2 separate regions of the Homo sapiens genome follow, and region 1 is linked to region 2. Evidence: chromatin loops called from intact Hi-C (ENCODE). Cell type or tissue: endothelial cell of umbilical vein. All regions are shown on one strand. Links, peaks and the distances in the headings refer to the core of each region. The heading gives the core; the rest is flanking DNA. Region 1 overlaps LOC105376121 (a long non-coding RNA gene). Region 2 holds the start of LOC101927603 (a long non-coding RNA gene).

Region 1 (16,366 bases), core at 4,529-9,528, 100 kb after region 2:
TATGGTCATGGATTAAACAAAACATTCTCTATTCTTCTCACTCACTTCCTGCTTTTTAGAGGGCAACTGGATGAACTTTTCAGATATTTGAATAGCTTTGGTGATTTTGTTGACTCAGTGCCCTTAACATACACGGCCATACTCTATGCTGCTTGGCTTCAGTTTTAATGACCATGACTCATTTTAAAAAGGGAAAGCTCTTCAGAAAAGAGGCTTCCCAAACTGCCCAGGCTTCCTTATAAGTGAATCAACACAGAAGTGCTCAGTCCATCAAAATAATGTACAACCTCAATAAAATGCAGTGAAAACAAACACTGTAAAATTCCACAAATGAAAGATATTATTGTAGTTATTATTATAATAATGACAGGACATTCCTGTTCTTTTTAATGTCTACTATGGGGTTACTGATAAAATCACTCAACCTGAAAATGGGTGGTTTGATTTTTAAATAAAGGGTGATTTTCTTCCAAAGCTGGTTTGGCTGAGTTCCTCAGATAGTCCAGCTGTGTGCAACAAACTTTACAGTTTGCCAAAGACACATTCCCTTCGTCTTTGTTACTTTTGTTTAATCCTCACAGCAATCTTTAATCACAAAAGAACAGAGGTTCAGAAAGCTTAAGAAACCTGTTCCAAGTCCTGTGGCTGAGATGGCCAGGATTCCATCCAGACTTTGAATCTGGGAATGTCAGGGAAGGAAGGAGAGGGATGGAGGAGACCTTGCGAATTTCCCTGGGGTTGGGCACTTGTGCAACCCACCTTGGACGATGGATTCAGTCCATCGGGTGCTGGGGAACGAGAAGGAGCCCATTTCAGTCTGAAGCTGTGCTTGTGCCTTGCTTGCCTGGACACACCCTCCCCTGTCAGGGTCGCAGTCCTGACCCACCTCTGACATCCTGGCACATCTGTAGAACTTGCAGGAACAGCCCCTTCAAGCAGCTGAAGTGCAGCCGCCTCTTAGCGGATGGTGGTTAATAATAGGCTTTGTTCTCTAGGTTCTTCTATTTTCAGCTACCGAATACAATTTATAAAGAAAAAAAATACACACCACCATCCCCCCACCCCTTATCAGATCTCTTATAATTATAGAATAAGGTGCCTGCGAACTCCCAGGGAGCTGGTTTCCATGGCAATGACAAGCTATTATATTCTAAAGGCCAAGCTAGAACTCCACCCCCTCGTCCTCGCCACTGCTGTGCGTCTTGTTATTGCAGTGTTCCAAAATAAACTTGCTGCCTAATCGTAAATCCCATATAATTAGAGATGAGCTAATCGTTACCCCGCTACCTTTGTGCGGCCCACTCATCATGCTAGCAGTTTCTAGAACAGCGATGCTGACGGACTGTTTGATGTCAGAATAGACCTTCCTCCTCCAGGAACTGGGTGCAGCATCTATCCATGTATGGCTCAGGACCCTTTCACCGGAAAAGGCCTGACTTACGGGACCTGCCCAGGGTGCTTCAGCAAACGAGAGGGGCTGCTTAGGTAGCGACTGACCACGAGATCTGTGGCTCTCTCCAGCTCTCCATTAAGGATGGGCAGAGAAATCTCCCTGGAGTCGCATAGAGCTCTCCCTCTCACGCTTTATGGTTACCTGCTGGGAGCAGCATCAGGGCAGCAGATGTGACACTGGGAGGAAAGGCATTTGTCACCTCCCTTCTTCTCATTTCTTTTTTACTTATTTATTTATTTTTTTGAGACAGAGTCTCACTCTGTTGCCCAGGCTGGAGTGCAGTGGCACAATCTCGGCTCACTGCAATTTCCCCTTCTAGGGCCCAAGCGATTCTCCTGCCTCAGCCTCCCGAGTAGCTGGGATTACAGGCACCCACTACCACGCCTGGCTAATTTTTTGCATTTTTAGTAGAAACGGGGTTTCACCATGTTGGCCAGGCTGGTCTTGAACTCCTGACCTCGTGATTCGCCCACCTCGGCCTCCCAAAGCGCTGGGATTACAGGCGTGAGCCACCGCACCAGTCCTCTTCCTCCCATTTCTTGCTCTGCCTCCTGCTCCTCCTCTGTAGACTGGAGGTGCGTTTTAGCACATGTTTTGTCTGGCTTGTGTAGTTTTCATCCGCCAGGGATCATTGTCCTGTTTTCAGCAGGTGGAGTCCCCAGCAGGCTTGCATTCAGTGCAGGGGTCCTTAGGAAATCCATCCTCCTGGAAACAGACGATCTGTGAAAAAGGGAACAGGATAATTTCAGATAAGCGCTGGAGGGAAACCCAAATAGGGGTGATGCTTAGAATGTGTTTGGCGTGTGAGGGGCTTGCTTCCTCTAATATCTGAGCAGAGACCTGGAAGACAAAAAGGCTGATTATAGCTTACCTGTTCAGGGGTCCCATTTGCTTCATTTCACTGAAATGCCCCTCATGCACAACCAGGTTTGCAGTGGGATTTTAATGGTGCCCTGGCTCTGGTTAATTTCATCTGTGCTGGCTCCCTTCCTTTGGCTCCTCCAGGTCCACTCTGGGCCATTCTTCTTCTGGGTCTCTACCTCAGATCTTTAGAAGCACCAGCGGGTCTCTGCTAACTGCTTGGTCTTAGCTGGTGCAAGGCACTAGCAGGAGACTGGAGAATGGTGGAGAGTGGCAAGCAGTCAGCTTATGCCTTGACTTGGCTTACTTCCTGCGGGCTCTCTGTGGAGTGGCTGCTGCCCTCTACAAAGGCCATGGGGGCTACCAGGTGGCCCTCTCTAGAGACCTACCCTCTCTGAGTCCTGGTACTCGCTCTCTCCCCTTGTCCCTTTAGGCTTAGGGGGGACAACAGCTTCTGACTGTTGCTAGCCCAAGGATGCCTTTGCCATCCCATGTGGGTGTGGTTTCGTTCCACCTGCTATCACTCTTGCAGACAGTGCCTTTATTAAACCCTGCGCTCATCCCAGGTCGAGTGTGCTCTCCTCTTCCTTCCCAGGCCCTGACTGAGTCCGTTTCCCTCCCCCACCGACACCAGCTTTCTCTGTGTCTTTTCTCTCACTGTGCACCCTCTTTGCTTTCCTTTCTTCCCTCTGCCTCATTTAATCCTACTCATTCAATGTCCAGCTTCAGTCTCATGTCCTCTCACCCACTTCCTGTCTCCACACTCCTGCTTTCCTAAGAATCAGCCCCCTATAGCTTAGCAGTCACTTCCCTGTTATCCTATAGGTTCCTGTCTGTTGATTTAATTTCCCCAGCTAGACTTTAACCTTCTGCAAGGACGGGGACCACAACAAGGTGCTCTTCTGTCTGTGACTCAAGAAGCACTGGGGGCACCTTACCTGCTGGAGAACGTCTCCCTTGTTGGCCGTGTGTCTACTGCTGTCTGGGCCCAGTCTCAAACTGCATGGGTTGCCAGGCTGTGAATATCAGGACAGGGGAACACATTTAGCTGTTTCATCTAGGTGTTCTGATGGGTGGGATCTTGGCAAAATAGCACTACACGGGGATCATATATTTTTTCCTATTTTCTAAGTCATGGTAGGTAATTCCAAAGACCTTGTTCACTTTCCTCAGAATAGTAATGGTAACAAAAGCATAAAAGCTGTTTAGGAAAATACACGGCAGATCCTGTCCACACAGAAAGGAGCAATTAATAAAGAGGAGAATGGGCGACCTGGAAATCCCCATAATGAAAGTTTGTTTAGGAACTAGATACTAAGTGCAACAGGGGCGTGAAAGCGAATAAATGCTTCCCCAAGAGATCCTAGCAACCAGCAGTGGGATCACAGGAAGGGCCGACATCCTAGATTTTTAAACTCTTTAGAATCCCAGGAGACATAAATCAAATAAGCAGATTTGTTGCTTCTTTCAACTGAGAAAAAAACATGGTTGATTTTTTTAAAGTGCTGCTAGAGAATAATGTATTGAAAAAGCAAGAATCGTAGTGTTGCCCAGGAGATTAAAATCAGGGGAGGAAAAACAAAAGGCAAAAACCCCAAAATTCAACCAGATCAACAAGGAGCATAGCTTCCCAACATGCAAATCCAGACCGATTTTTAAAAATTAATCGTCACAATTGTCTGTTAATTGTACCTTTGCCAGTTGATTACGGTATTTCTTAAACAACATCCCACTACTAAGCAGCTTTGCAACACTTGATCCTCTTCTGATACCTGTTCTGTGCTTAGGATATCGAAAGCGAAGTGGGATTAATTCTGGCCTCTGGCAGCTGGGGTAATTTAAGGCTTCACTGGAGTGGGACAGGTCACCGCAGGTTGAGCTATAAAAGCTGCCTCCAGTGTAACTTTGCTCGGGGTAACACACTGCAAAGTGCTTGGATTTTTTTTTATCGAGATTAAAAATGATCTCTTGCTGATATTTTCATTTATTACAGGAAGGCAATTTGTTAGGTGGGCTTTCAGAGGAGAAGATGTTGTTCCGATGATTTTTCTGGATTTACTTCCATGTGGTAGCGGAGAGGAAGGCAGAACTGATTTGGGACCTTCCTGATAGGGTGCAGCAACTCTCCCACTTCAGAGCAGACCAGCACTCGGTTCTGGCCTCCAGAGTCTCCCCTGTGCCAACAGAGGTCCTTGGGCGGGCAGCCATATCCAGCAGCCATGGAAGGAGCCATCAGGAGCAGAACATGGGCCAGCAAAGGATGGTGCACAGTGGGCTGGTGTTCTTAGCCAAAATGGTGCTTATATCTCAAAACTCTAGTGTTTCCACTGGAGAGGGTTGGAGCAGAGGAAGAGGTAAAAATGGCGAATGGTGTGGGTCAGCCTCAGACAATCAGAGAGCTGATAGGACATCGTCTCTGGGGTTCGCTGGAAGGACTTGGAGTTGGGGTACGTTATGAGTTGGCTGAGGCCCATGTTAGCAGATGGGGCAGGAGCCAGAGAAATATGGGTGGCAGAGTTAGGGATCTTAGAATGGGGAGACAACTTGGCTAGTGGGGCAGCACGGGATGTGGTAATACTGAGTTTCATTTTGCTTGTTGATTTTGAAGTCACTTGAACATCTAAGTGACATGTTCTTCGTGTTCTTCATCAGGAAGGGGATGGTTGAATATTTGGAGTTTAAAAATGACATAATTCCTTTGAAAGGGGAGCTGTTTAAACACTAATCAGCCCTTTACACATTAGTATAAATAAAAAGTCTGCAAGTAAGTTTTGATAGAAAGGGAAAAATAAGGAGCCATTGTCAATGCTGATGGGAAAGTGATTATCGCAGGGGAAGAAACTCAGCCACAGCAAGAGCCTGAGGGGTCCACAGTCGGCCGCATGATACAGCCTGGGCCTGCCCTGTGGTGTCTTCTCTCCATCAGATCTATCCCTAATTTCATTCCCAAGCTGATGAGGAAACAAATCTACCCACATCTATCTCCCTTAAACTCTTATATATCACTAGAGTTCTTATTATTCCTTTTGTTTAAATATGTGATTTCTTACATTGTATTTTTATTTTTTTTATTGAGGTATGCTTTACTTATCATAAACCTTACCCATTTTAAGTGTACAACTCAATGATTTTTGGTAACTTTATTGAATTGTACAGGCATTACCAGTTTTAGAACATTTTTATTACCTCAGTAAGATCCCTCATACCACCCCGCCACAAACTTTTTTTTTGTTTAAGACAAAGCCTTGCTCTGTCACCCATGCTGGAGTGCAGTGGTGCAATCTCAGCTCACTGCAACCTCTGCCTCCCGGGTTCAAGCGATTCATCTGCCTCAAACTCCCTAGTAGCTGGGACTACAAGCACGCGCGACCACGCCCAGCTAATTTTTATATTTTTAGTAGACACAGGGTTTCACCATATTGGCCAGGCTGGGCTCAAACTCCTGCCCTCGTGATCTGCCCGCCTTGGCCTCCCAAAGTGCTGGGATTACAGGTGTGAGCCACCGCGTCCAGCCCCTCATACCCTTTTAATGTTCATCGTCATTCCTGGCAGTACCTCTGTTGTGGAAAGTGGGATTACAAGACATGTTCCAGTTTCTTCAGAGAGGTGAGTATTGGAGAAGATTGTCCTTGAGTTCTGGCACTGGGAGGCTATGAGTCCTAATCCCAGCTCTGCTTAGTATTAGTGAGTTTATTCAATCACTCTGGACTTCAGTTGTTCACTTGAAAAATGTAATCAATAATATCTACCCTGCAGGGTTGTTCAGATGATTAGAGATAAGGTATGTGAAGAGCCTGCCACATAGTTCAGTGAAATTATGAAATTATTTCATTACAAATACACAGATGCTTGTAAACAATAGGAATTGATTGGATGCAGAGACTGAATTTTGAGGTCTATTATTTTACTATTTTGTAATTTAATCAGTGGAATGGGGTAGGAAGAAGGAGAAAATACAATTTATTTGTAATAGATATTGGCTGCTTTAAAAAATCAAATGCATTTAAAAAACAATTCCTTTTGATTTACACTGCTCAATTTTCCCCTCTTAAAACTACACAGAGATTTTCTTTCCAAAGAGCTTTTCCAAATGGCTTGACTCCCCTGACCTCCCCCAACCTCAACCCTGTCTTCTACAGTTTTTTTCTTGCTTTCTTCTGAAATAGATTTGAAAAAACAAGACCCTGACTGCAGCTTTTCAGAGCCCGGTAGTGATTTTCTCTTCTGGTATGAAATTTAAGACCCATAAAATGCAGTTGCCATTTCCTGTGGATGTTCCGCTTCTGTGTTCCGATTTGATATTTATTGCCACATGAGTCAAGATCACAATAAGTTGCTCCATTGCCCTGTGTTATTGATGTAGTGCCACCCGTTTACGTGGGGGAGTTCAGCTGCTGGCCGGGTGCCTGTTGCTAAGTACCTGGAAAACTAAACGTGGCCACTAGGGGGTGCCGCTCTCCCAGAGTCCTGACCCGGGTCCCCATTTGGGAAGGGAGAGAGAGCACCGGGAAGGGCTGCTCCAGCGCCCTCCATCTTCCTCCCGAGGGACCCCGCAGGTGAGGAGCACCATAGGCCCAAGCTCTTCCACCTTAGCCAATCCCCACGCTAGGGCAGCTTCCAAGCGGCCAGGGAATGAATGGGAGCTCTCTGCCACTTTGAATTGTGGGATCCCTCCATGGCTTTTTCTGGGGAAAGGCGTTTTAATCGGCTGTGCCAGAGTCACTAAACGGTGCTTGCTAAAGATATAGATTCTTGAATTTCATTCTCTAGACAAAGTGAACCAGAATCTCTGATGATGAGGTTCAGAAATCTCCATTCCCAACACTTGTTCCAGATGACCTCAGTGCACACCAAAGTTAGGACCCCGAAAAGGCAGGCCGTTTCTAAAAATGCTCCTTTTATCAGCTGCTCCCTTCTAAACCCTTCTAAACTCTTCTAAACCAAATCCAAAACCAACCAGAGGTCTTCGGAGCCACTGGAATATACCCTCCCCGGAGGTCTCTAAGTTCACCGTGAACCAATCTGTGGGGAGAGTAATGCCTCCATCTCTGCCAGCCAGCGTTCCGGGACCCTCAAGGACTACTTTGAATTTCAGAAGTGGAACTTCAGAAAAGCAGTGTTGAAAGAATCATTGGTGTTAATTAAAAGATGTAAATAATCTCTTTTAAAGAAATAGACTTGGCTGGGCGCGGTGGCTCACGCCTGTAATCCCAACACTTTGGGAGGCCGAGGCGGGTGGATCACGAGGTCAGGAGATGGAGACCATCCTGGCTAACACGGTGAAACCCCGTCTCTACTAAAAATACAAAAAAATTAGCTGGGCGTGGTGGTAAGTGCCTGTAGTCCCAGCTACTCGGGAGGCTGAGGCAGGAGAATGGCGTGAACCCAGAAGGCGGAGCTTGCAGTGAGCCGAGATCGCGCCACTGCACTCCAGCCTGGGTGACAGAGCGAGACACTGTGTCAAAAAAGCAAGCAAACAAACAAACAAAAAACTTTGTGCTGGTTTCCTAGCACTGCTGTAATAAATGCCGGCAAACTGGGTGGCCTAGAACAACAGATATTCGTTCTGTTGCAGTTGTGGAGGCCGAAAGTTGGAAATCAAGGTGTCGGTGGGACCATGCTCTCTTGAAGGCACTGGGAAAGAGTCTGCCTCATGCTTTTCTCTTAGCTTCTGGGGTTGCCCGCAATCTTGGCCTTCCTTGGTTCATGGCCGCATTTCTCTAATCTCTGCCTCCGTTGACACATGGCGTTCTTCTCCTGGGTGTCATTTTCTTCTTCTCTTTTTGTAACACAGCCATAATGACCCTAATGGCTCACCCTAATGACTCATCTTAGCGCCATTACATCTGCAAAGACCTTATTTCCAAATAAGGTGGGTGGCATATATTCTTGGGGGACAACATTGAAGCCATAACAGTCCTATCATTTCCTACAAGTGATCTATCATCCTTTTAAGTCTCCAAACCCACTGAGTAGCAAGGAAAAAATAAATTTAGTCCAGTCCAATAAACTCAGCCCAATCCAATAATTTAAATAGTCTATTCATTCTCTACAGGCATGACTAAGATACATGCTCAGTCTTTCTTATTTCCTCCCCCTTTTCTTTATATCTCCACAAAATGAGAGCTAGAGGTTTAGAGGGCTGGGTTTCTATGACTTCATGATTGTAGAGGAAGGGGCTGACTCACTCTGTCCTTGGATCCTGGCTGGTCTCTGCTGCAGGATGACAGCCCCAGTTTGTTCTGGAAATCATTTCCACTGAAGAAAGACTGGTCCCATTTAACATTTTGGGATTATATGCTAGTGTCTTCCTCTGGAGTCCCCCGGGATCTTGGCCATCAGTCCCTGAAATTTAGAAATCATTTTTTCATCCCAAAGACTGGCGTTCAGGTGATTATTTTATTAAAGGAACCAGGAAAACGGCTTTGAGGTGCAACATTGGTCAATGACCTCTTTGTTTCTGGTAGCAGTCAACCTTCCCTCCTGGAGGAAATGACCCTCATTGTATAGTTTTCTCTTTGCATGAAAACAAGATACAAGGGCAAATAAAAACCATGTGGTCTATGAGTTAGCTTCTGCTGTGTAACAAAGTATCTCAGAGCTCAATGGCTTAAGCAGAGAGTGGCAAACTGTGGCCTGCAGTATGTTTCTGTAGGACCCACAAGCTGAGAATGGTTTTACATGTTTAAAGCGTTTGGAAAACAAAATAAGATATGCAACAGAGACCATACCAAATATTTAGTAAGTCTAAAATATTTACTATTTGGCCCTTGATAGAAAAAGTTTGATTACCCTGGCTTAAAACAAAAAGCGTTTCTTATTGCGCCCAAGTCTCTGGGTTCTTCAGCTCCTGGATGGTCTCCTTCATGCATCTGAGGCTAGCTGTGGGTCAGGCAGGCAGCTTGGCTGATCTTGGCTGACTTTTCTCACATGTTTAGAGGTTGTTGGCTGTAGGTTGATCTAGGATGGCCTTGGCTGAGGCAAATGAGCTCTTGTCTCTGAGCTCTCTCCTCTTTCCCCAGGCTAGCCCAGCCTTGTTAACACAGTGGAGGTAGCATTCCAAAAAAGAGCAGAAATGAGCAAGATCTCTGAGGTCAGACTTGGATTTGACACACCTTCATTCTGCCACATTGTATTGGCCAGAGATCCCAGCCCAGATCTCAGGGTGGGGAAATAGACTCCATCTCTTGATAGGAGGAGCAGCAAAGTCACATGATAAAGAATGTGGGTGTGGGGAGTGGTGAAGAATTGAGGTCATTTTTAGTATCAGTCTGCCTCATATGGGTAATTTTCTAAACATTACCCCAGTAGCAAAAAAGAGAATTTTATTTATTAATATTTCCTCCAAATATTCCTTATGATCTTAAAATCCACATGTGTAGAAGCAATTTTGATGTGATTTAGAGCACATTAGGAACTTTTGTGCCTTATTAATAGAACTCTTAGGTTCTAAAACCCTAGGGTTAAGATTTTAAAAATTTTACACTAGGGCTGTTTTCTTTTTCTTTCTGTAACATTTTCTCTTCCCATTTCCAGATTTCCCCACCTGAAGACATGTTAGTTTTATTTTGTCAGTTTTTAAATTAACAATAGCTACTGTATTTTCCTGTCCCTTCAGTTCATAACTTCTGAAATCTGAGGTGGTTTAGGGAGTCCTTGAGAGGTGACCCCCAATACCCACCTACCACCTCCCCCATGAAGTTGCTGTTAGCATCTCTTCTCAGGAAATTTGTTTTTTTAACTTCCACATTGGTGCCCAGGAGAACCATCTCAAATTTTATCCCAGCCAACTTCAAGATGAGTTTGCCACCAAACTTCCCTTCACCCAGTCTCCAAACCCTGTGATTCATCTTTCCCTTTGTTGGGAGCCCCATGACTTTTGCTTGATGCTGTTTTAAGAGAGGGAAATGAAGACAAACCACAAAGATCCAAATCATTGACTCTTGGAGACTGAAGGAATGTCCAGCGTTTCTCTGATACGTTGCACTCTATTGTCTTTAAGAAGTGACCGGCCAACTTCTTCCTGGCTGTCTCCGATGTCAAAGAGCTCACTACATATGAAAGAAGACAGTTTTGACCAATGTAGACTCTGCGTATAGCTCCAAGATACCCTAAGAAATATCCATGCCATGGTAGCCACAGATTTTTACAGCATGACTTAGGGGCCAGCATCTAGTTGTCAAAATAAGAAAACCAAGCAAATTGAGGGCCTGCTGAGGGATTGGTGGCTGGCTCTCACTCTGTTGGAAAAATGCTCTGCCCTTGGGCCTTCTTTCCAAATTCCAGTTGTAAAAATCAAGCCCTTTTCAAAGCTCTAAGAACAAGGCCTGGAATATAAATTCCTTGGTGGTTTTCTTAAAGGGCTGGTGGCTAGTGGAAGGAAGTGGGTATGCAGAGGACAGACACCTGGGTTTGTTTAGCCTCCTGTATTCTGTTGTAGGGGGCAGGAGGGAGAAGCTGGGGCTGGGGGAAGGAGAAAGCTTTGTTCATTGAGAGGCCTGTGCACATGGAGCGGGCTATCCAAAATTGTGTGGGGCCTGGTGGGTGTGAAAAATTTTTTTCAGGGTTGTTATATGTAACAAATTGCATATTACCAATCCAACCTGCCAATGTCCAATCTCCCCTTCTTCTTTAAGAACAGAACCCCATTTTGTTGGGGGAAGCTCTGGGCCTAGCTAAGCATGATCGCTGTCTCAGACTCCCTCACAGCTGATGGTGGCCATGTAATACAGCTCAGGCTGATGAAATGTGAGAGGACATCTGCAAAATGAAAGCAAAAGCTTTCTTCTTACAGGTTCTGCCCCCTTTTCCTTTCCTCTTACTTCTTTCTGCCTGTCATGTGAATGTGAGGCCAGGGGATGCAGCGTCTCCGTCTCTATGGCAACTGCAAAGCAACAAGCATGGATGGAAGTCCATACCCTTGGGATTTACCCCCTGGGAAGCTGCACCAGCTCGGGACTGCATTCCTGGGCTTCTGCTGTGTGAAAAATAAACCCCCAGTGTTTAAGAAACATGGGTTGAGTTTTTCTGTTACTTTTGGCCCAGCATAGTTCTTACTGATTGTTGTGGTCTGTTTTGTGCTGCTATAACAGACTATCTGAGACTGGATAATTTTTAATAAGTAGGAATTTATTTGCTAACTATTCTGGAGGCTGAGAAATTTGATATCAAGGTGCTGGTATCTGGCAAGGGCCTTCTTGTCTCATGGCAGAAGGCGGGAGAGCAAAGAGAGAGAGCTGCTCTAAAATGCCTTTTAATTAAGGCGTTAAATCATTAAACGCACACTGAGGGTGGAACCCTCATGGCCTAATCACTTCTTTTTTTTTTTTTTTTTTGAGATGGAATCTTGCTCTGTGATCTCTGCTCACTGCAACCTCCGCCTCCCAGGTTCAAGCAGTTCTCCTGCCTCAGCCTCCCAAGTAGCTGGGACTACAGGTGCACACTGCCACGCCTGGCTAATTTGTTGTGTTTTAGTAGAGATGGGGTTTCACCGTGTTGTCCAGGCTAGTCGTGAACTCCTGAGCTCAGACAATCTGCCCACCTTGGCCTCCCAAAGTGCTAGGATTACAGGCGTGAGCCACCGCACCCGGCCCTAATCACTTCTTAAAGAGCCCACCTCCCCTTACTCTTACATTGCAATTAAATTTCAGCATGAGTTTTGGAGGGGTCAAATATTCAACCCATAACACTAATGTAGAGCACACACTATGCAACATGGCTTCTGTTTTTTTTTTCTTTCTGAGATAGGGTCTTACTTTGTTGCCCAGGCTGGAGTGCAGTGGTGCAATCATAGATCACTGCAGCCTCAAACTCCAAGGCTGATCCTCCCCACTCAGCCTCCTATGTAGCTGGGACTAGAGACAAGTGCCACCACATCCAGCTATTTTTTGTTGTTGCACTTGTAGAGACAGCATCTTTGTATGTTGCCCAGGCTGGTCTCAAATTCCTGGGCTCAAGTGATTCTCCCAACTTGCCTCCCAAAGTGCTGGGATTACAGACGTGAGCCACTGAATCTGACCCAATGTTGCTTCTTGAATGCTCTTGCCTCTTAGCTTGATACCTGAGACTAAAGTGTTAACATCAGGCCTGGGTGACTTGAGAGGCAGACTTTTTTCCCCAGTGCTGTTCTGTGGAAATGGCAGTTAAAACAAATGAGGGATGTTGTGTCTGTGAAGTCTCTGACCTGGGAGACTTCATCCGGGCTGGATGAGCTCTGAGTTGGCATGTGGGCCTGGGGCCTGCTGATCAGCATGGTATGAAAGATTGGTGGGAAATTGGGGTGGCTGTGCTGCTCTGTGTCGGATGACCCCCACCCTTTGGCTCTCATCCACACCAGCTGTTCATGTCCCATGTGGGTGAGGAGGTAAAAGAAGCTGCATCCTTGGGTAGCTGCTGGGCTTCTCATGAGCTGGGAATGCTACATCTGCTGTATCTCCAGTTCTGTGGCCTTCCATAAGGCTAAGTCAACATGGGAGAAGATGAAAGCTTATTTGCATCTTGTGAGCCTGCTTGCCAACTCAGACCCTTAACAACTTCTGTGCCAGACCCAAAAGATTTTATCCACACTACTTAGCAACATTTTATTCTCCCATCTGCAATAATTATTTTCTTACCCGTGTATATGGTCTCTTTGTGTTGCCTCAAATACGTATATATTTTATATACATATACATTATGGGTTCAGATGTAAATAATTTCTATAAATACAACTAAAAAGCTTTTCTCATCAGTGGCAATGGCTGCCTCTTAGAACCTCAAATGCTAGTCTCCAGGAGGAGTTGATGGTCACCCTCTCTGCAGTGGGCTGAGAGGTAGCTCTGAGGAATGAAAAGAGCATGGGCTTTGAAACCAGGGAAACCTGAAGTGAAATCCAGATGCTACCACTAGGCTTTGAGGTCTTGGGGGATTTGTTTACCTTCCTGAGCCTCAGTTCCCTTATTTGTATATTGGGAATAAGTCTCTGTGCAGAATACATGAGATAATATAGATATGATGTCAAACCTCATCCTGACCCAGGCCTAGCTACAGCCTCCCCGCATTGTTAGTTTCCTTCCTTCTTTTGAGCCTGTAACAACAGCAATAACAACATCTGTGTCATGCCTTTCTGCTTACAGTGCAGTGGGGGTTAAGTGCGTAGACTCTGAAGTCAGACCACCGGGTTCGAATCCTTGTTCTGCACTTCGGGAGCTGAGTGACTTTGGGCAATTGCTTGACCTTCTTCATGGCTCATTGGCTTCGTTTGTAGATGGGCATGGTAACAGGAATGCTTCAGAGGGTTGTTGTGAAGGTTACAGAAGGTGAAGGTAGAGTGGTTTGCATAGTACCTGGCACATAATTAGGACTCAGGTTTTGTCCCCTGGTGAGTAGCACCCGTGGTTGGCAGAGCTGGGGCTCGAAGCCAGGCCTCCAGGCATGGAACTGTTTCTATGCTCGGCACCATTCTTGGCACTAGGAATACGAAGCAAGAGTGAAACGCAGCTTCTGCTAATGATTGCAAGAAGCTCAGGGTCTGCAATGGGTGTTCGGGAAATAAGAATATTGAGGTAGATTTGTAGTTCTTTAACCAGCCACCCTTCTCCCCCATCCACTTGGATTTTACTCTCCCTAAGAGCAGGGAAGGTGCCCCTGAACCTGAGTAGGTGGCTGCCTATGGCCAGGTGGTAGAAGCCAGAGGCAAATCCCTCAGATCCGACTTGCTGTTTTCCATCTCTGTCACATCTATTATGTTCTTGTGAGGTTCTTTCCCTCACAGATTTATGTAACTTATCACCACAGTCACGTCTGTGTGTTTTGTTGATGCCATTTAAATTCTGTTACTATTTAATACCAAGAACATCTAAAAAGAACATTTTGAGGGACTTGAAAAATCCAATTGGTCTCTTGGTAATTTGATTTGTAGGAAATAGGAGAAGATAGTATTCCGAATAGAGTGCTTTTAAATGAATCATCATTGCTTTCTCGTACAGGCAATGGATGGGCTGAGATTGGGAGCCCTGTTAATCTTTCATTAGGTGGGAGATGCAGTCTGTGCTGGTTAGGAAAGGCTCAGCTGTGTGGCAGAAAATCCAAAATAACAGTGGCTTAAGCAAGATGGATTCTGTTTGTTTTTCAGGGGAAAGAAGTGTGGAGGAGAGAGTTCGTAGCTGACAGGTGGCTTTGCAGAATCCCGAGGAGCCAGTCTCCTTTCCTGTCCTTGTTCTGCCATCCTTAGAACATGGTTTCTTCCTTATGGGCCAATAAGCTACCCAAATGTCACCATATACCTGCACCACAACTGCAAGAAGGAGGGGGTGATGAGAGCATTCTTCTTTCAAGGCATTTCCCAGGAGTCCCACATCACACGTGTGCTTTCATACTATTGGCCAGCACTTAGTCACATGGCCACATTTAGCTGCAAGGCAGGCTGGGAAATTTATTCTTTATTCCAGGTTCCTAGGTACCCAGTTTAAATAGGGTTCTATTAGCAGGGAAGGAGGCGAGAATGGATACTGGAACATTATTTTGTGTTGCAGGCTTTGCAACACATTTTTTGGAGATCCAACTACATCCCCTTCTCTGCCAGGGAAAGTTGATTTGTTTGGAGGTCATGTCAGGGATCAGCAGCCGGGAAGTCCCTACTGTAGATGGGACTGCACAATAAGACACAAGAGACTAGGAAAAAAACCCACAGGATTATGAAGCACGCCTAAAGACAGAGTTGAAGAAACCTTGGAAATCATCTAGGGCTGTAGGTCAACTCTCTCATTTTATATAAGAAGCTACTGGGGGATACTGACTACCTTGCTGTGTCAAGGTAGTCAAATCCACACTTAGGTTTGATGATTCAATAGGATGATTCACAGAACTCAGAAAAAATGTTATAATCTTGGTTACAGTTTACTGGAGTGAAGGGATGCAGATTAAAGTCAGCACAAGAAAAGTGCTCATAGGGCAAAGTGCAGAAAAAAACCAAGTCTGAGCTTTTAGTTTTCCTCTCCTTATGTAGTTGGCTGACAGTGTTGAATTCACTCAGCTACAATGTGTGACAACACACACTAACTAGGGAGCTTCAGCTGAACCTTGGTGTCCAGGGCTTTCTTGGAGGTCAGGGGGCAGTCACATAAGCATGAAGTGTCTAGTGTCTCTCACTTGCCCCTCAGAGGTCAAACTGATATAGTGTGGCCCAAGAGTCCATCCATAAATCACATTGTTAGCATAAACTGTCTAACGCAGCCCAGGGCCCCAGGTATACAGAGACACTCTTATCAAGCAGGATATTCCAAGGGCTCAGAGGTGATCTCCCTGGAGCTGGTCAAGGGCCATTCCTGAAGATCTTTAGAATGTGTGGGGTTTGGGCAACTCAGGTCTGTTGAGGCAACCCTTTACTGCACACTTGCCCAAAGCCACACCTCTGTGGCAGAGCAGGTCCAGAATGTCCATCTCCCTAGAAGCCATCGAGGACAACTGGAATGAGTCACCTCACCATGGCAAAGTAAGCTCATCTCCTGACCCTCATCCAGTACAGCAACGGGATTAAGAGCATGATTTCAGACACACTCCTGCATTCAAATGGTCTCTAACACCTAGGACTGGCTGTCCCACTTAAAAAGGCTTCATAACCTCTCAACGTCTCAGGTCACTCATCTGTAACTATGACGAAGATAGTGTTATCTACTCACAGCATTGCTGTGAGGGCTATATAAGTTATAAACATAAGACTGTTAGAACAGTGCCAGGTATATTATATGTGCTCAATAAGTGAAAACTATAATTAGCGTTATGCTTCGCATGATGTTGCTGTTCCTCAAAGCCTCTTCTTATGGCTCCTGGGGAAGGTCAGCTCCCAGCAGCGAGCTGCTAAGGAAATTCTAGGACCATCTGCATCACTGAACACTGAAGTCTGATCTATACTTGGCATTGCCCATATGCAAAGTTCCCTCAACCATTTACTCTAAGCTGGTTTTCTGTAAGGTAAAGCTGCCCTGTATAAATTTCTTTTCATCTGTTTTTAAAGTAGGTGCTCTCTGATCTTTTCTCATTTCCAGAATAATCTCAGATAAGCCTTTCCTCTGG
Region 2 (16,366 bases), core at 5,633-10,632:
TTTTTCTTTCCTGTTGCCTAAATGATTTGATTGTTTAGTTCTTGGAGTAGAAACACCAGCTGCCCTTAGCCTGGGTGCAAGCCAGCAGAGAAGGGGAAAGGAATGCAAGAGTGAGTAAGATGTGGCCCTTATCCTCAAGGAATTCAGAGTCCCATGGGGGAGATAGGCCTGGTTTCTATAAACAATGATGCAAGACAGAACATGATGTGCCAGGAGGGACAGAGTGCCAAGGTGGGGACAAAGGAATGACGAGTCCCGAAATAGACCTGTGGGAAAGGTGTTGTGATGCTGGGAGGCTGGACTGGATCTTAAAGAAGGTGGGGATTATAACATATAGGGAAAGGGTGGCAGGCGGGGAGATGGGGGCAGAGAGAGAGTATAAGAAGGCAGGGATTCCAGGCAAAGAGAAAAAGTTGAGCAGAGGGTGGAGGCTGGTAGGCGAGGAGAGGTAAATGGGGTCCCTTCATGAAAGGACTTGGAAGCCACGCTATGGTGTTGTGTCCCTAGGTCAGTGGGGGGCTGTGGATGGGTCTTAAGCAAGTTAAGTAACAGGATTACATTTATGTTGTAGAAAGACAGGGAATGGATTGGCATGGTAGAAACCTCTGATTTTACTTCTGATTCAACAACCAGCTGGGTTTCTTGGGTTTGCCCCTCAACTCCCCTCCTTGGGGACGAGTTCATATGTGACCCCCATCTCCCTCTGTCTGATAGCTGTCCTTGGGCAACACACCCACCAGGAGCTCGCGGAAACAGGACCATTCTCTTGCAGGGCCAGAGCCCGTGGCAGCCTGTTCCCAAAGCCCAGAGGAAGGCAGACAGCTATAATCATTTGGCAAACTAAGGTTACCACTGCTTCTAAGACATAACATGCTTGAATTTAACAAACGTGTGCAAATGATAATCTTGAAATTTCAACTAAGGATTCTAGGCTGGATCAATATTGTCACAGAATCACAGTTTTTGGAAGGTAGTTAGATCTTCTATACATTGACAATTAATTTTCTTTCTCAACAGAACTGCAAACCAATTCCCAATTAATGAATTTGCTGAGTAGTTCCTCCCCAAGGAGAGTCAGTCTGGCAGAGACATTCAGCTCTAGCTGAGGCCAGGCTAGATCTGTTGGACCAGAGTCGACCTGCAGACCTGTGAACATGAGCATAAGTGTTCGCTGAGAGCCAAGGAGTTTTGGTGTGGTTTGTTACAAAGCTTTGTCCAGGCAGCAGCTGACTGATTCCTGCCCTGGCAGAAAACTGGAGCACCCATCTCTTTATGTAGAAGTGAGGGTTCATTGAAGTATGAAGTATGTAAAGTGTGCTAAGCAGGACTTTGGCTTATAATTATAATAATTGTTACTATTATTAATCTCACATTAAACTTTGCTCACTCTCTCTCTTAACCAAACCAAAGTTCTAGAAGCCTCCTAGCGGGACGGGAAAGGAAATGTTGGATCAACATACATGGATTGATTAGATGGGACCAATGAGGCCTTACAGTCTGTTTGAGGAGGGAAAGAGAGAGAGGAGAAGGAGACAGGCAGGATAGGTCAGGTTCTAGGGGCTCCCATGGTTTGTATCTTAACAATCTACCATTTTCTTTTCAGGCCAGTGTCCACATCCTGCTCACATTTGGGACATCTGTGAGGCAGGGTGCCTCCTTTTTGTCCCTCCAAGAGGACAGTTGGGGGACTTGGCCTCTGGCCGCCTCAAGTTGGGTCAGCACCTGCTGGGCCTCATCCTGGTTCATCGTGCATCAATGGGAGCGCACCTGGGTTCTGCTGACATGTGAGAGCTTCTTCACCGAGGGGTTCAGAAAAGTGTGCTCATGGCCTGTAGATCTGGATTCAAAGGGAGATGAGAAAAATAGGAACTGAGCCCGTGGCTTGCCTCACCCACTTCCTGAGCCTGCGCAAGGGACAAGACTTTCCTGTGTGGCCTTCTTACGGCAGTCCACAGGGAAGTGGCCTCATTTTCTGTGTCTGTCCTGCCCAGCGCCCCCACTCTCCTGTGCTGGTCCCAGGCCATCCCTTAGCCAGAGTGCAGAACTCCAGACCCCCAATATTCTCTCATATCCTCAGAATCTTCAGCTTCCATCCATGGATGTTGGCTGAATCCTGAGTGGGGTCGTAGAAAGATCTGGTCCTGTGAGTAGGGGGGCGAGGAGGAAGGCAGGGACTTCAGCTGGGCTGTCTACAACCTGAGTCTAAAACACCTAAAGACAAGCACAACTTGCCCCCGCTAGGACGAATTTCTTGCTCCAGACCGCCTCACTGCATCTCTAGGGCCATGTGTATTCCTGCTATTTGGCCACATTCCTTGAGAAAAATTGCCTATTAAAAGAATTTCCTTATTCACCAGTTATTTAAACAAATGGTCTTTTTTTTCTGATCCCAAAGATTTTAGCTTATCTCCTGTTGTGTACATGAGTTTGTGTGTGTCTGTATCTGTGTGTGTATATGTGTGTGCACATATGTGTGTATGTGTGCATGTGTGAGTGTATGTGTGAATATTCGTATGTGTGACAGTGTATATGTGTTTGTGTGTGTGGTGTGTATATGCATGTGTGTGCACATATGTGTGAATGTATGTATGTCTGTACATGTGTGAATGTGTATGTGTGTATGACTGCGTGTGTGTGTATGTGTATGAGTATGTCTATGTGTATGAGTGTGTGGACGTGTAGTGTGTGTGAGATTGTATGTGTATGAGTATGTGCATGTGTGAGTGTATTTATGTGTGCATGTGTGTATGAGTGTGTACATGTGTGTGAGTGTGTGTATGAGTGTGTGTGTATATGTGTGTATGTGTGTGTGTGTGTGCTGATGAGGTTTGTTGAGTGGAGGCTAAGTGGATAGAGACTCAAATGTTCGCTCCTGGCTGAGGTGGAGAAGCCCTGCTTCTGTGTATTTGATATTGAGGTGGAGAAGCCCTGCTTCTGTGTATTTGATATTGGAAGTTCTTTACGAGACTTTGCCTTTCTCTTTGAAAGAAGTTTGAGTTTCACTGATTAGTGTGAGACACTATCCTTGCACAGCATAACACTTAGGTGGTGGAGCAGCAAACATTCTCTGCTCTTCTTACAGAATTCTGGTTTTATTCAGGGTGGCAATAAATCTTAGGAGAGATCATAATTGATCCAAACCAATCACTGCCTCCTATTCCCTTTTACCAAATACTTCCCCAGCCTTCCTTACAGATAGAAGTAACCAAGGGACCAAGTTCTGGCCAATGGGCCATACAGGGAAGGTTTCCACAGAGCTTCTGGGAAATATTTCTTCCTGATAAAAAGAAAAAGACTCACTAAAAGGGCACCTTTTCAGCACCTGGCAATGCTATTGCTTCCTTCCTTTGAAAGTGGCTGTGATGCCTGGAGTTGCAGCATCCATCTTGAGAACGAGAACCAACAGGAAGCAAGTTGAGAATGGTGGAACAGAAATAGCCTGAGTCCTTGTTGCCATTGTATTGTTACCAAACCAGCTCTGGACTTCCTATTCTGTACTTTATTGTTTAGGCTACTGTTAGTGGGGATTTCTGTTACTTGCAGCCTAATGCACCCTAATACTTAAATTGATTTACTTTTTCCTTAATTTTCACACTGTTCAAAGTAGCATTGGGAGACATCTTCCATGTGTCTTTTCTGCTCCTGCATATCATGTAAGCAGAGGCACTTGCAGCTTCTGTTCTGGACTATTTTCTCAAGCAAACAGCTTTGGGAATGTAAGAATAGTGTCTTCTTTTCAAACAGAGAGCAAATTTGTTTGCTGACCAGTATAATAAAAACCACATCAATCTCTGAGGAAAAGGTTATGCAGTCTTGATAAAGGATTGGAGTTTCCTAAGTTTGGGATTTGAGTAATCTTTCGGAGCTGGAAACAAGACTTGATGATTTGTGTATGGAGGCAGAAGAAATAAAGAGAAATCAATCTTTATGCTCAATTTTGGGGACTTGAAAGCACAACTTTCAACTGAGGTGGGACACGTTGTGTAGCAGGTAGTAGGAAGGTTAAAAATAAATTAAAAAAAGAGATGTAGGGGGGATGTGTGTTGCTGATCAGCAAAGGGAGACCTAGGAATACTAATCATTAGTTTTCTTCACCTCCCAGAGAAGATACTGGTTTCTTTTGGGCTGCTTCAAAGCCCACGTCCTTGGCCTTTGATATTTGGTAGGGGCCCAGCACCCTGTCAGAGGCTGGCATTGGGACACCGAGGGGAGGGGCTGCTGTCTTTTTCAGCAGCATGTACTGTGTGCCAATTCCACATCAGAAACTGCGCTCAGTGCTGCAGAGATGGCAGTGAATAAGACATGACCCCTGCCCTGGAGGGGAAATGAGTCTAATGGGAGAAATAAATAATTATGGTAGAATTAGACAAGTGCTGTCTTAGAGGCATGCATCTCTGGGCTCCGGAGGCTCAGAGCTGAGAGGGGACATCCAGCCCTGCCTTGAGGAGTTGGAGAAGACTTCACAGGAGGAGTGATGTTTACGCTGAACCTAGTTTTTGTGTGCATGTCTGAATGTGCACACATGTGCAAAGCAGTTTAGAGTTCCAAAGAACTTCCAAATATATCACTTTGTTCAATTGCTATACACTTCTCTAAGAGATGTAGTATCATCCCTATTTCGCAACTGAGGAAACTGAGCCTCTGTCAGATATAAGAGATGTGCATGCAGGTCATTCATGTATTTGCCTGAACCAAGGCTCAAGTCCATGCCGTTGGATTGCAAATTCAGTGCTTTTTGAATGGCAGAGATGCTACCATGTAGATACCCCTCAAATCAGAACAGAAGAGTGGATATCCGTGCTAAAATTGCTTGGGTCTTTATCTATGCAAAGAAGAAAATTAAACTAAAAAATAAGTTAGTAAATGGGAGGGAAAGGAGTTTGTGGTAGGCAGAGCTCTGGAGATGTCCCCTAGTACCAGAGGCAGGGAAGGGCAGGGGATAGAAAAAGATGAAGAGGCGTTGATTAATAAGCACAAATATACAGTTAGATAGAAGAAATAAGACCTGATGTTCGATAGATCAGTAGGGTGACTATAGTTAACACTAATATATAGTACATTTCAAAATAACTAGTAGAGAATAATTTGAATGTTCTTAGCATAAAGAAAAGATAAATATTTCAGGTGATGGTTACCCTAATTACCCTGATTTGATCTTTGCACATTATATGAATATGTCCCAAAATACATACATCTATTATATATCAATAAAAAGAAAAAAATTAAAGATGTCCCTCAGGATTGCTGTCCTGGGTGATTCCATCAAACACTAACCTGGGTACTGCTGTGAAGGGGTTTTACAGCCAGAATTAAGGTTACTAATCAGATGACCTTAGAATAAATTGCCCTGGGTTATCTGGGTGGGCCCAATGTACTCACAGGAACCCTTCAATGTGGAAGACTCAGCCAGAAAGATTTGCAGATGGAAGAGGAGTCCCCAAGCCACAGAAAGCGATTAGAAGCTGAGAATGACCCTGGCCAACAGCCAGCAAGGAAATGGGACTTCAGTCCTACGTGGAAGGGAATTCTGCCAACAACTTGAATGAACTTGGAAGTCAGTTCATCCCCAGAGCCCCCGGAAAGGGGTGCAGCGCTGCCACCTTGACTCTAGCCTTATGAGACCACACAGAGAACCAGCAGAGCCATGCTATGCCCAGACGTCTGACTTAAAGAAACTGTGAGATAGTACATTTATGGTGCTAAATTTGCTAAATCTGCTAAACTTATAGGCATTTTTAGGGCTCAAAAGAACACAAATACAGTGGAGAGGAACTGGACGATAAAGAAGAGAAGAGAAAACAACCAAATACCAGTCGCCATGCTATCGTGCAATGAGTTCTACACGTCACTTATGAAACTACGACGTGACTGCTTTCATGAGCAAAACTGACCACCTTTCATATTGCTTGAGTTAAATATTTGATGTTTGGCTTCAGCTTCAGGTGATACTTTTTATATATTTTTTTGCAAGTGTATGGAAAGTTTGTTTCAATTCCCCATTGAGTATGAGAATAGGAAAATGAGAACAATATACCTTCCCCATTTAAAAAAGTCAAATTATTGAGAATGGGTTGAATTTTAAGGCTTTCCATGTGGCTAATATTCAGTGTAGAGTGATAGTTTGGTTTCAGTTTTGGAGAAAAAGAGATAAAGTATAATAAAATGAGATTGTTAAGCAGCCCAGTGCTGTCCTTGATGACTGCCAGGTGGTCTGGGAAGTTGCCCGACCCAAGGGGGACCACATAGCTCAGCCAGTTTTGGTGCCCATATTTGCATGGAGCTATTCACAATATGTGGATGTTCTCACTTCATAGCACTCCCTGCCACATATTCTCCTTTTCCTACAGTTTTGAATCCACTACAAGGTGCCATTTTGTTGGCGTGATTTTGTCCATCTTCACTTTTGAATGTCAGAAAGGTGGAATTTTCAGGCTGTTTTTACTGATTGTGTTCTCACCTGCACCTTTAGTGGATATGGGATTACTGATGATCAAAATGCCCTGAGCCGATGGGTCCTAAAGGAAAGGTGAGGCAGGCAGGAATGCAAGGGTTTCCCTGGGCCCAGGGAGGGCATCCTGTGGAAGGCAGCTGGGATTGAGATGGTTCTCCAGTGTCCCACTTGAGTTACTGCCCAACGGATGGGCCAGTGCTCCTGCAAGGCCATGGGATGCATGCAGGTGACTCCAGCCGAGGGCACTAGAGAGACTGCAAAGAATTGTGCCATCCAAAGGGCTCTGCAGGGTCTTCTGAGACTCAGACACACAGCTCTTGAAACACCTGTCCCAGGAGGTGCCAACAGCTGTGCCAACCAATAGGGAGGTTTGCAGCTGGGCCAAATCTAGTCCCCAGCTCTTAGCCTGGGAAGCAGAGGCAACCAACAGGGAGAGGACTGTGTTGGGACCCAAGTGACTAAAGAAACAGTGGTTGGTTTTCCTCTCTTAGCCCCTCACCCTGACATATACTGAAGAGTGCTGCCCTGAAGAAGAAGGACTCAGAAATAGACCATGACCCTTTCCCCGTACACATTCAGGGCCTCTCTGAAGCAAGTATTAGAGGAAGGAAGAAGATGAGGCTTAAACAGAATTTGAGCTTAAATCTGCAAAATGTCATGAAGGGAAGGAAATGGGAGAGCTGACGAGGTAGGACTGAGGAAAATCACTGGAGAAAAAGAAAACTGTTTCATGCTCATATCCGTGTAGAGTTGAGAGCAGCGTGATTGGTAGGTCCAGGTGTTCAAAGGATTGCACTGGCTCCACATGGCCCTGGAGGTCCTGGGTGAAGTATGAGGTTGAAGTAAGGAAATGGCTGGAGGTGGAATAAGCTGACCGAGGAAGAGTGAGTTCCCCATCTATGCAAGACTGCAGGCAGAGATTGCAGAGATTGCAGCAGACAGATACTCCTTAAAGTCACTTCAAACCTGGGGCTCCTCTTCCTCTCCAGGGATCGTTGGGAGAAGTGGGGGCTGGAGGTGGCACAGGAGGAGACCGCAGGCTGGTGGTGGTCTGCAGCCATGCTGCCTCTTCATTGATGGCCCTGGGGCCTGCCTGCGCATGAAGATAGGGGTGGTGGTGGGGCTACACTCCCCTGGCTGGGGTGTCCACTTGCCCTTGCACTAGACTAAGGGTAGGTTCATCTGCTGGTCACCACTTCCTGCTGGTCATGGGCCTGATGACGCTTAGAGAAAGTTGAACTAGCTGGTACATTGGGTCTGACCAAGGATTCTGATGGGGAGTGCAGGAGTGACTGCCACCCACAGGGTATACACCTTGAACACTTAGATTCACTTTTGTTGGAGACCTTTAGGCCACTCTGCTGCTGCTCTGGTGGGAGGGCCAGTCATGACTCCTCCCTTTTTGTCCTGCCATCTCTCCTGTGGATACGGGGTAGCCATGGACATCCAGATATGGGAAGGGCTTGGGTGTGGAGCCCTTGCTGGGGGCCGCTGACAGGTGACTATGAGACTTAGTCAAGTGGCTTCATGCCCTGGTGACTGTTGAGCTGAAGATTTTGGGGGAGGGGTGGAGCAGCTGGTCTTGGCCAGAATGTTTCAGTCTAACCGAGAGGCTCTAATACTGTGAGTCTCGCAGACATAGGTCTGTTTCCTTTCCCTGCGCTCCCAAAATACGCTGCACAGCAAGTGTCCTCACTTCCTCTCCAGCAACCAGCTCTCCATCTAAAGTGCTATTATAAGGGGGAGCCCTTGTCAAGGCCCCAGGACAGAGGAGGCCTACTCACCTCACCTTTCCAGAGCCCAGAGAGGTCACCTGAGTGACAGAGTCCACAGACGGGATGTACTAAGTCCACCCAGATAGGAAAGCAGTTAGAAAATTTAAGATGGCAGTTTCTTACAATTCTGATAGGCATCTTCCTGATCTACCTGCCTAGGAGAGAGAGAATGGGGGCCTCGTGCTGAGTGTGAGATGGCTGGACCACATAAGAGCAGCGTGTGTGTGTGTTGTGTGTGTGTGTCTTCTCAGTGTAAGCCTAACAAGTGTACAGATCCTGCTGTGTGTCAGTCAGGCCCCTGGAACAGCTTGTCAGCATGGCTTATGTCACAAAGTGTTTCTTCAAAGTGGTAAACACACACACAATCCACATTGTGTTTCAGGAAGACAATGGTTCAAAGGGTCTGCCAGGCTATTTTTATCATGGAAGTCTGGAAGGAAAATGATGTCACATACCGAGAAAAGTGCCCAGCTATTCCAACAGACCACAGCTGAAAAATTCTTGTTTTTATTTGTTTCTCTCAGAATTGAGATCATTCAAAAAAGGTGAGTTTAAAACCCTTTGTTCCAGAAAGCTCTGTAGCTCACACTGTGCCTGGAGTGCCTTTCTTTCCTGTGTTTTGTCAAACAGACATGAAAGCTTCTGCAAACTAGGTGCCTGGATCAACCTGGGTGAACTTGTGGTAGGGGAGCTGAGGCCTTCTGACAGCAGATGGACTTGGCATTGGAGAGAGCAGATGGCTGGCCATGTTAAAGAGATAAAAAAGAAGAGTGATCATATTAGAGTTTTCCACCTCTGCTGTGGATCTTGGACAAATTTCTGAACCTCTCTGATTGTCATTCGTCTCATCTGTAAAGTAGGGTCATACCTACCTCAGAAGATTGTGGGTACTGATAAGATAACGACTGAAAACAGCTATTACAATACTGCACATATACTAAGTGTTAAACAAATATTATTAATTCCCTTCTCTCCTTTCCTTTGACTTTGTTTTTTTATGACCATATTTTATTTTTCCCTATTTTTTACTAGGGAAGAAATGTTACAAGGATTCCCCGAAACGAATTCTGCCCTACTGCTTTCAAGTAAGGAAAAGAACAAAGAAGAAAGAAAGTCACAGGAAGCAGAAAGAGTATAGATGTGATTTTTTTTTTCTGTTCCTTTTGGGAATGGGAGTTCTTTCTCTTCAGAAAATGGTGGTGCTACTTGCAGATGAGTGAGACCCTGATGTAGTCCATGCACTGGCAGGGGACACTGGGGATTGGGTTTTGCATTCGGGGTTGTAAATAGTCTCTTAGAGGCAGGTCCAACCTTCTTTGGCCAATATTCCCAGAATAACCCAGGCCTGCTTTTGGCATTTAGGTTTTCAGACAAAAGATATCTTTGTTTGTGCTGCTATAACAAAATACCACAGAATGGGTAATTTATAAACAATAGAAATTTATTTCTCATGGTTCTGGAGGCTGGGAAGTCCAAAATCAAGTTCAGCATGTTGGGTTTCTGGTGAGGGCTATGCTCTGCATCGAAGATGGCATCCCATCGCTGCATCCTCTGGAAGCAACAAACGCTGTGTCTTCACACAGCAGAAGGGACAGAAGGGCAAGAGAGGGCTCCCTCAAGCTGTTTTATAAGGGTGCTAATTCCATTCATGAGGGCAGAGCCCTCATAATTTAATATACCATTAAACTGGAGATTAAGTTTCAATTGGAATTTTGGAGTGGATGCCATCATTCAAACCACTGCAACCTAGGAAGCTCTAGGGAGTCCATTGGGCTCTTGGTGAGAATTGTATTCTTTAACATCTTATTTCATGTTTGCTCCTTTATCTGTGTTTCTTATTTGTTTATGATAAGGAGGCTGGAGACAGTTGATTATCATTTTAGGGGAAAAATGATGCTTTCCCAGGAAGTTCCCAGGACAGAAGAAAGGGAGGAGGCACTGAGTGGGAGAGAAGAGACACTGTTTCTAGAACATGGTGCAGGAAGCCACAGCTTCCTGTTCCAGTCAGAGGGAGCATTGGGTCAGCTTTGGGTTGGGGTAGGTGTGAAGGGGTGGATGGTAATTTCTCTATCATTATACAAAATCTGTAGATTGACCAGCTTGCTGCTGTCTTCTGCTCAGGATTCATGTAGCAACTACCACCCTGGGACCTCTTTTTTTTGAAAGAAAGAGTCTCAAAAATGGCCAATCCAGTAAGCAAGGTGCTTGGGGACAGTTATTTCACAGAAGGTGCTGTGTGGGCATGGGAGGAGTGTCCACCTCTTGCAAGAATGAGATTCTTGCCTACTGCAGTGTTAGTATTTAGACCTACTTGCTTCATCTGCTAGTCAGGATTTTGTCTGGGGTTATTGGTTTGGGGCAAGGGGACAAATAAGCTGGGGTGGACACTGGGAGACCTGGGCAAAGGGAGCTCAGAGGATGGGCATCTCACTTGGACTTGAGTGGCTAGGGAAGTCTTTCTTGGGGAAGTTATGTCTGAATTTCAGCCTCTGTAGCCAGAGAAGGGACTTCTGAACGGTAGGAACAGAATATGCAAAAGGCTAGAGAGTGACAGACACAAATATTGGATGAGCTACAGATGTTCAGTCTGGTTACTGCAGAATATGTAAGGGATAAACAAGAAGGCTAGAGACGGGGAGCAGGGTCTGGGCTGTGCTGGGGTTTTACTCAGATGTGGCTGTGCTTGCTGGATTGTAGATGCTCTTCCTGTCAGCACCTGCACACAGAGGCTCCTGCTAAGGATAGGGTGGAGAAACTAGAAGAACATGGCACCTGCTGGTGGTGCCTTGTCCATATCTTCTTGCTCTTACCTCCTCAATGCACACAGGCCAACTTTCAACACTGCCAGCACTTACATTGCTTCACCTGAAGGCTTTCTCTGTCTTCCAAACTGACTTTATTTGCTGCCAACACATCAGGCTGGAAATGCTAAAAAATTAGGAGCCACACTCAACCAATGACTCTCAGGATTTGATGAATAAAGACCCCAGCTCCCTTACCATGCTGGGTGGAGTGTGGGTTTGACACTGGCTTTCAGAGTTTCCTTTGTGAGATTAAACTCTATTTCTTCAAACTTGCACGTTCAACTATGCTCAGCACTCAAAGTTCAGGTTTCTGGTGCCCTTTTAATCACCAGGAGCCAAAACAACTTCCAAATTTGGTCCCTTAAAGATGATTATATTGGCAAGGAGATCGTTTGGTCGCTAAAGAACCACCAGTGCAGAAGCGATCGTGGTGCTATGATTTTAGGGACCCAAGACCCTTCTACCTTGTTACCTGGTGTGTTAGTCAGGAAAACCTAGGCTATGCTGCAGAAACAAACAATCCTAAACATCTAAGTGGCTGAAAACAACAAGGTTTTATTTCTCCCTTGTGCTAGCTGTCTATTGCAGATCAACAAAGAGGCATTGTCCTTTTCCGAGAGTCATGCTGAAGGAACTGCCACTATCTGTAATGTTTTTGGCAGCCACAGCAAACGCCTTACATCAGCAATAGAATGTTCAGCCTGGAAGTGATACATGCAACTCAGTGGCCAGAAACCTTCCTACAGGTGTTCCCACAGAGCAATGAGAACTGAATATGGCAAGCAGCACCAGTGACTGTCACACTCATTTACAGCAGGCTTCCATCTTGTGGGTCAGAGGACTGTTCTACCTCTGACTGGAACATCGGCATTTCAGCCAGCAGAAAAGGCAGAAGAGAGGTGGAGGCTGCACTCCTTCCCTTTGAGGTCCTGGTTCCAGACATTGCACACACCTACCTCAGTACATCTTCTATTGGTCCGAATGTGGTGCATGAGCAGCTGGGAATTAGAGTTCTCATGCAAACAGCCATATGGCCAGATGAAACTTGTGGGAAAAATTGGAGGATAGATTTTTGGATATCTTAAAGTCTCTGCCACACAGATGATGAGGAAGACACTCTGGCAGAAATTCTATTGTTTTGGGTTGATAGTGGAGTATCTGGGAAGGATGTGGTGAGGGCATCTTTTGGGGTAGTTGGCTTTCTAAGACAGCACTACCCATTCTATTCTGTTTCTGGCCTTAAAGTACAGACTTCCACAGGGGGAGACCTTCTTTATGGTGTATTTGATAAAATACTCAAAATACAGAGGCTCGGCAAATACTTGTCACAGATAATTTGAGAATTTCCCCAGGGTCTAGTTTTGAGTTGAGTGGCCACGGGAGGTTATGGCTGCTTTTATTTGTTATGAATGAATTTTGTATCTATACAGATAGCCACATATCCCTATCATATTTGAAATAGGGAGGGATCTTATGAAGTTTTGTGAAAAATTCTATATTCGATGAGTAGTCCCTAAAACACAGCCTGGAATTTCGACCTAAAGGAGGGCTTTTCCCCTTCTAATTATAATAATCTTTGTGTTTATCAGCAAAAAACTACTTTACACCTTTATCAACAATGATGAAGATTGTGGGGCTGGGGTAGGGGTGGGTGGGGTGTAGGTATCAGTCCAGAATCTGCCATTAACAGCGTGAATGACTATGGATAAGACCTTCCTGGGTCTCAGTTTCCTTATTTATGAAACAAAGTGTGGTAGATCGAAGATAGCCACAAATTCCCATTGACGAGTGGCATCTAATTCCACTCCTCCTGAAACTGGGCTAGCCTAAGTAACTTGCTTAACCCATACAATGTGGCTGGGACTTTTGCTGAGGCAAGCTCATAAGCAGCCCTCCAGCTTCAGTGTGGGCCTCTTGGTACCTTCTCTCTCATGACCCAGCCACCATGCTGTGAAAACCCCAAGCCACGTGGAGAAGCCATGTGCAAACGGACACTTCAGTCTCCAGCCCTGGAAATTTCAGCTGCCAGGCAGCACCCACACCTGCCCTGGGAGGGAGCCATCTGGCACGTCGAGGCACCCGAGCCTTCAGACGATGCACCCCATCTGACCACCGCAACCTCGTGGGAGACCCCGTGAGAACCTCCAGCTAAAGCCAGAAAACCCCTGAACCATATATGAGAGAATAAGTGATTGTTTCAAGTTACCGGTTCTGGGGTGGTTTGTTATGCAGCGACAATTGACTGGATCATTAAGGATTTGTACAGACTTCCTTTCTGGGGCTTTTAAGCTTACTAAGCATCAGTTCTCAGTAAGTACAACCCGTCCCTCAGGGCGGGTGAGGAGCCTCGGGTCTGCCAAAGCCGGGCCCTGGCGGGCTGGAGAGCGCGAGCTGGGGCGCCTGTCACTCCTGCGCGCACAGGGCGATCGCGCGGAGTCGGGGGCGGTTTCCTGCACACAGAAAGGGAGTGCTTTTAGGGGCAAAGGAAGCTCGCCGCGGCGTAGGGACGTCTTTCTAATGTCAGCAGAGAGAGGCCGATGCGGGAAGAGTTATCCACAGATGCGGGAAGGGAGAGGACGCGAGAAGGGGAACCGCGTTCTCCTGGCCTTCCGCGGACGGGGATCGGGTACCGACAGGGTTTACCCGCGGGAAGCCGCAACCCAGCACCCCGGGCCTGGCCGCGCAGGCGCTGAACGCGCCTTTGCTGTAGTCCTTTGCTGTAAGACAGTGAGAGAGGAAGGATGAAGTAGGGACAGACGAGAACGCCGGCAGGCACTCCCACTTCCCTACTCAACAGCCTGCCTTCCTTTCTTGCTGACAGAACCATGGTTAATGGGGGTGTGTGTGTGTGCGCGCGCGCGCGTGTGCATGTGTGTGTGCGCACGTGAGTGTGCGTCTGTGCGTGTGTGTGTGTGTCCAGAGGGCTGGTGGGATGCTAACGGGCCCAACTCAAAAGCTCTGTTCCCTAGTCTTCCTTGCAGTGAGTAGCGGCCATATGACACCGTTCCGGCCAAAGAGACCTAAGTAGACCTCACTGGATGAAACTTCTAGAAAGTGTGTAAATGGGTGTAAATTCACTTGACGTGAGCTCTTTGCCCTTTGTCCTTTGCCCATCCCCCTTTAGCAGCTCTGGGGCTGGGCCTAAGCATTTTCATTTTTCCCAAGTTCCCTGACGGATGCTGATGCTGATGCTGATGCTCCCAGGGACCACACCCTGAGCACCACTGCTCCAGGACTTTGGGGCTATGAAAAGCAGTTGTCCAAAGGAATGAGTTGGCAAATCACATGTGAGTGGTTTGAAATTCTTTCTAGTCCACAAAACAACCTAAGGATGTCCAGGAGATGGGACAAGTTTGAAGCATTTGAGTAATGACTGGAAGCACAAAGGGAACCGGACGCCACCACTAATTGTCACCAATGGAGTAAACAACACGTGCCTGTGTTCTTCAGGAATGGCGGGGATGCAACCAGAAAAGAGAGTTCTCCTTGATGGCACGTCCACACGCGGCTCCCACTCATCTCTCTCGGCCAGCCGCCCGCAGCCTGTTCTCCATCACTGTCCAGCCGTTCCCCACCTGCCTCGAGTCTGTGGCGTGGGCCGTGCAAGTGGTTCTCGATCGCAGGCATGTTTTATCCATCATGACTTGGTTGTTACGATACACAGTGTTTATTTTTCTTCATAAAAAGATGCAAGCTGTGCGCCTCCAAATGCTGGCAGCTCAGAATATTCCATTTGTTTGTGAAGAGACAGACTGGATGGCACAATTTCAATCAAACTATGAAATGCAGGCTGGCATGCCTGGAGAGAAAGATCATAACAGTGTGTACTCTTCTTTCTGAGAAGCCGCGGACTGCACACGTGGTTAACTCATCAGCCCCTGGAAGGCGTCCTGGTGGATGTGTTCCATCAGCCATGGCAAAGCAGGAAGGGGACTCTGTCAAAGCTGTCTGTCCTCTCCCTGGGGACAGGCGGGGCCACATGACACATGCTGTGCCACATTGATTCACTCTGGGTGGAAGGGGTTGTGTCCTTTGAATTCCCAAATGGAAATGGCTAGAGTTTTTTTTTTTCTAATTACAAAAGTAATAAATGGTCATTTACATTTTTTCCAGGAATAAAAAGACTAAAGACTAAACAACACACCAAACAAAAAAGAACTCCACGAGGACTATAATTTCTTCTTGATTTTTATCCATCTGCCTGTCTATAACTGACCTGCCTTTTGCAACCATAGGCTTCTCTCCAAGTACACATATAGAGATCTATACCTTAATTTTTATGGCTGAATGTTATTCCACCGTGTAGCTATATCAGCCCCCTATTGAGAGATGGTTGGTTACGGGTTGTTTTTTTCTTTTAAAAACTATACTATGTTGAATATCCTTATGCATCTCACTCCCTTTGTTTTCCTAATTGTTTTGGGTAAACTTCTAGCGGTGGAATTGCTGGAGAAATGCATTTGATCAACATTCCTGAACTGCCCTCCCCAAAGTCTGCGTGAATGACACCCACCCCCGTCGCTTATGAGGCTGATCCCAGCTTCACACCTGCATTATCAACGCAGGGCACAAATCTTTGTCACTTTCTGGAGTGATTTTCTCTTAGATTTCTGAATGATTAGCATACCTTGACATGGTAAACCTTTATATAATAAAGTTTTTAATTTTTCTTATTAACATGAATTGTAGCTATATGAAATATTTTATTGGTTGTCTGCTTTCTTATTTCAGCTTTCCATTATGACAATGATTAAACGTTGAAGAAAGTTGAAATAGTAGTACAATAAACATCCATATACCCTCCATCTAGATCAATTATTTACATTTTGCTATATATAATTCAGCTTTTTTTTTTTTTTGAGACAGAGTCTTGCTCTGTCACCAGGCTGGAGTGCAGTGGCGCGATCTTGGCTCACTGCAAGCTCCACCTCCCGGGGTTCACGCCATTCTCCTGCCTCAGCCTCCCGAGTAGCTGGGACTACAGGCGCCCGCCACCATGCTGGGCTAATTTTTTTGTATTTTTAGTAGAGACAGGGTTTCACCATGTTAGCCAGGATGGTTTCAATCTCCTGACCTCGTGATCCACCCGCCTTGGCCTCCCAAAGTGCTGGGATTACAGGCTTGAGCCACTGCACCCGGCCTAATTTAGCTATTCTTTCTATGCATTTAAATTTTCAGAACTCTCACAACACTTTGATTGCACCTAAGAGAATTTATCAACAATTGTATAATGTCATCTAATGTCTAGTGCATAGTCAGACTGACCCAGTATATGTAGAGTAGTATTTCCGCAGAACAGCTACTACAGAAGATGTGGAGATTCTATTCAGGGGTCT

The links. Peaks named below come from ENCODE experiments on the same cell type or tissue, not always from the same donor. Only the 100,000 strongest peaks of a DNase experiment are listed, where the experiment ranks them.
Region 1: a loop joins it to region 2, with 5 times the contacts of the local background. A loop is called at or near these places in 7 of 110 quality-filtered maps.

What each region holds. Positions count from the first base shown.
Region 1 is chr9:85,415,728-85,432,093 of GRCh38, reverse strand. All of the region lies in intron 2 of LOC105376121 (a long non-coding RNA gene), which reads left to right. Among named protein-coding and RNA genes, the nearest start is that of AGTPBP1, 320 kb to the left of the region's middle. RefSeq lists a silencer at 6,735-6,834 and enhancers at 11,071-11,120, 16,109-16,366. In endothelial cell of umbilical vein, for the core only: a CTCF peak has its summit at 6,762 (motif pointing right); a DNase peak (open chromatin) is centred at 6,613.
Region 2 is chr9:85,520,057-85,536,422 of GRCh38, reverse strand. It overlaps LOC101927603 (a long non-coding RNA gene), which reads left to right and starts at 419. Exons shown (of 2, transcript XR_007061633.1): 1 at 419-448; 2 at 1,018-2,356. In endothelial cell of umbilical vein, for the core only: no CTCF peak of the experiment used is centred there; a DNase peak (open chromatin) is centred at 8,632; H3K27ac peaks cover 1,120 bases; H3K27me3 peaks cover 106 bases.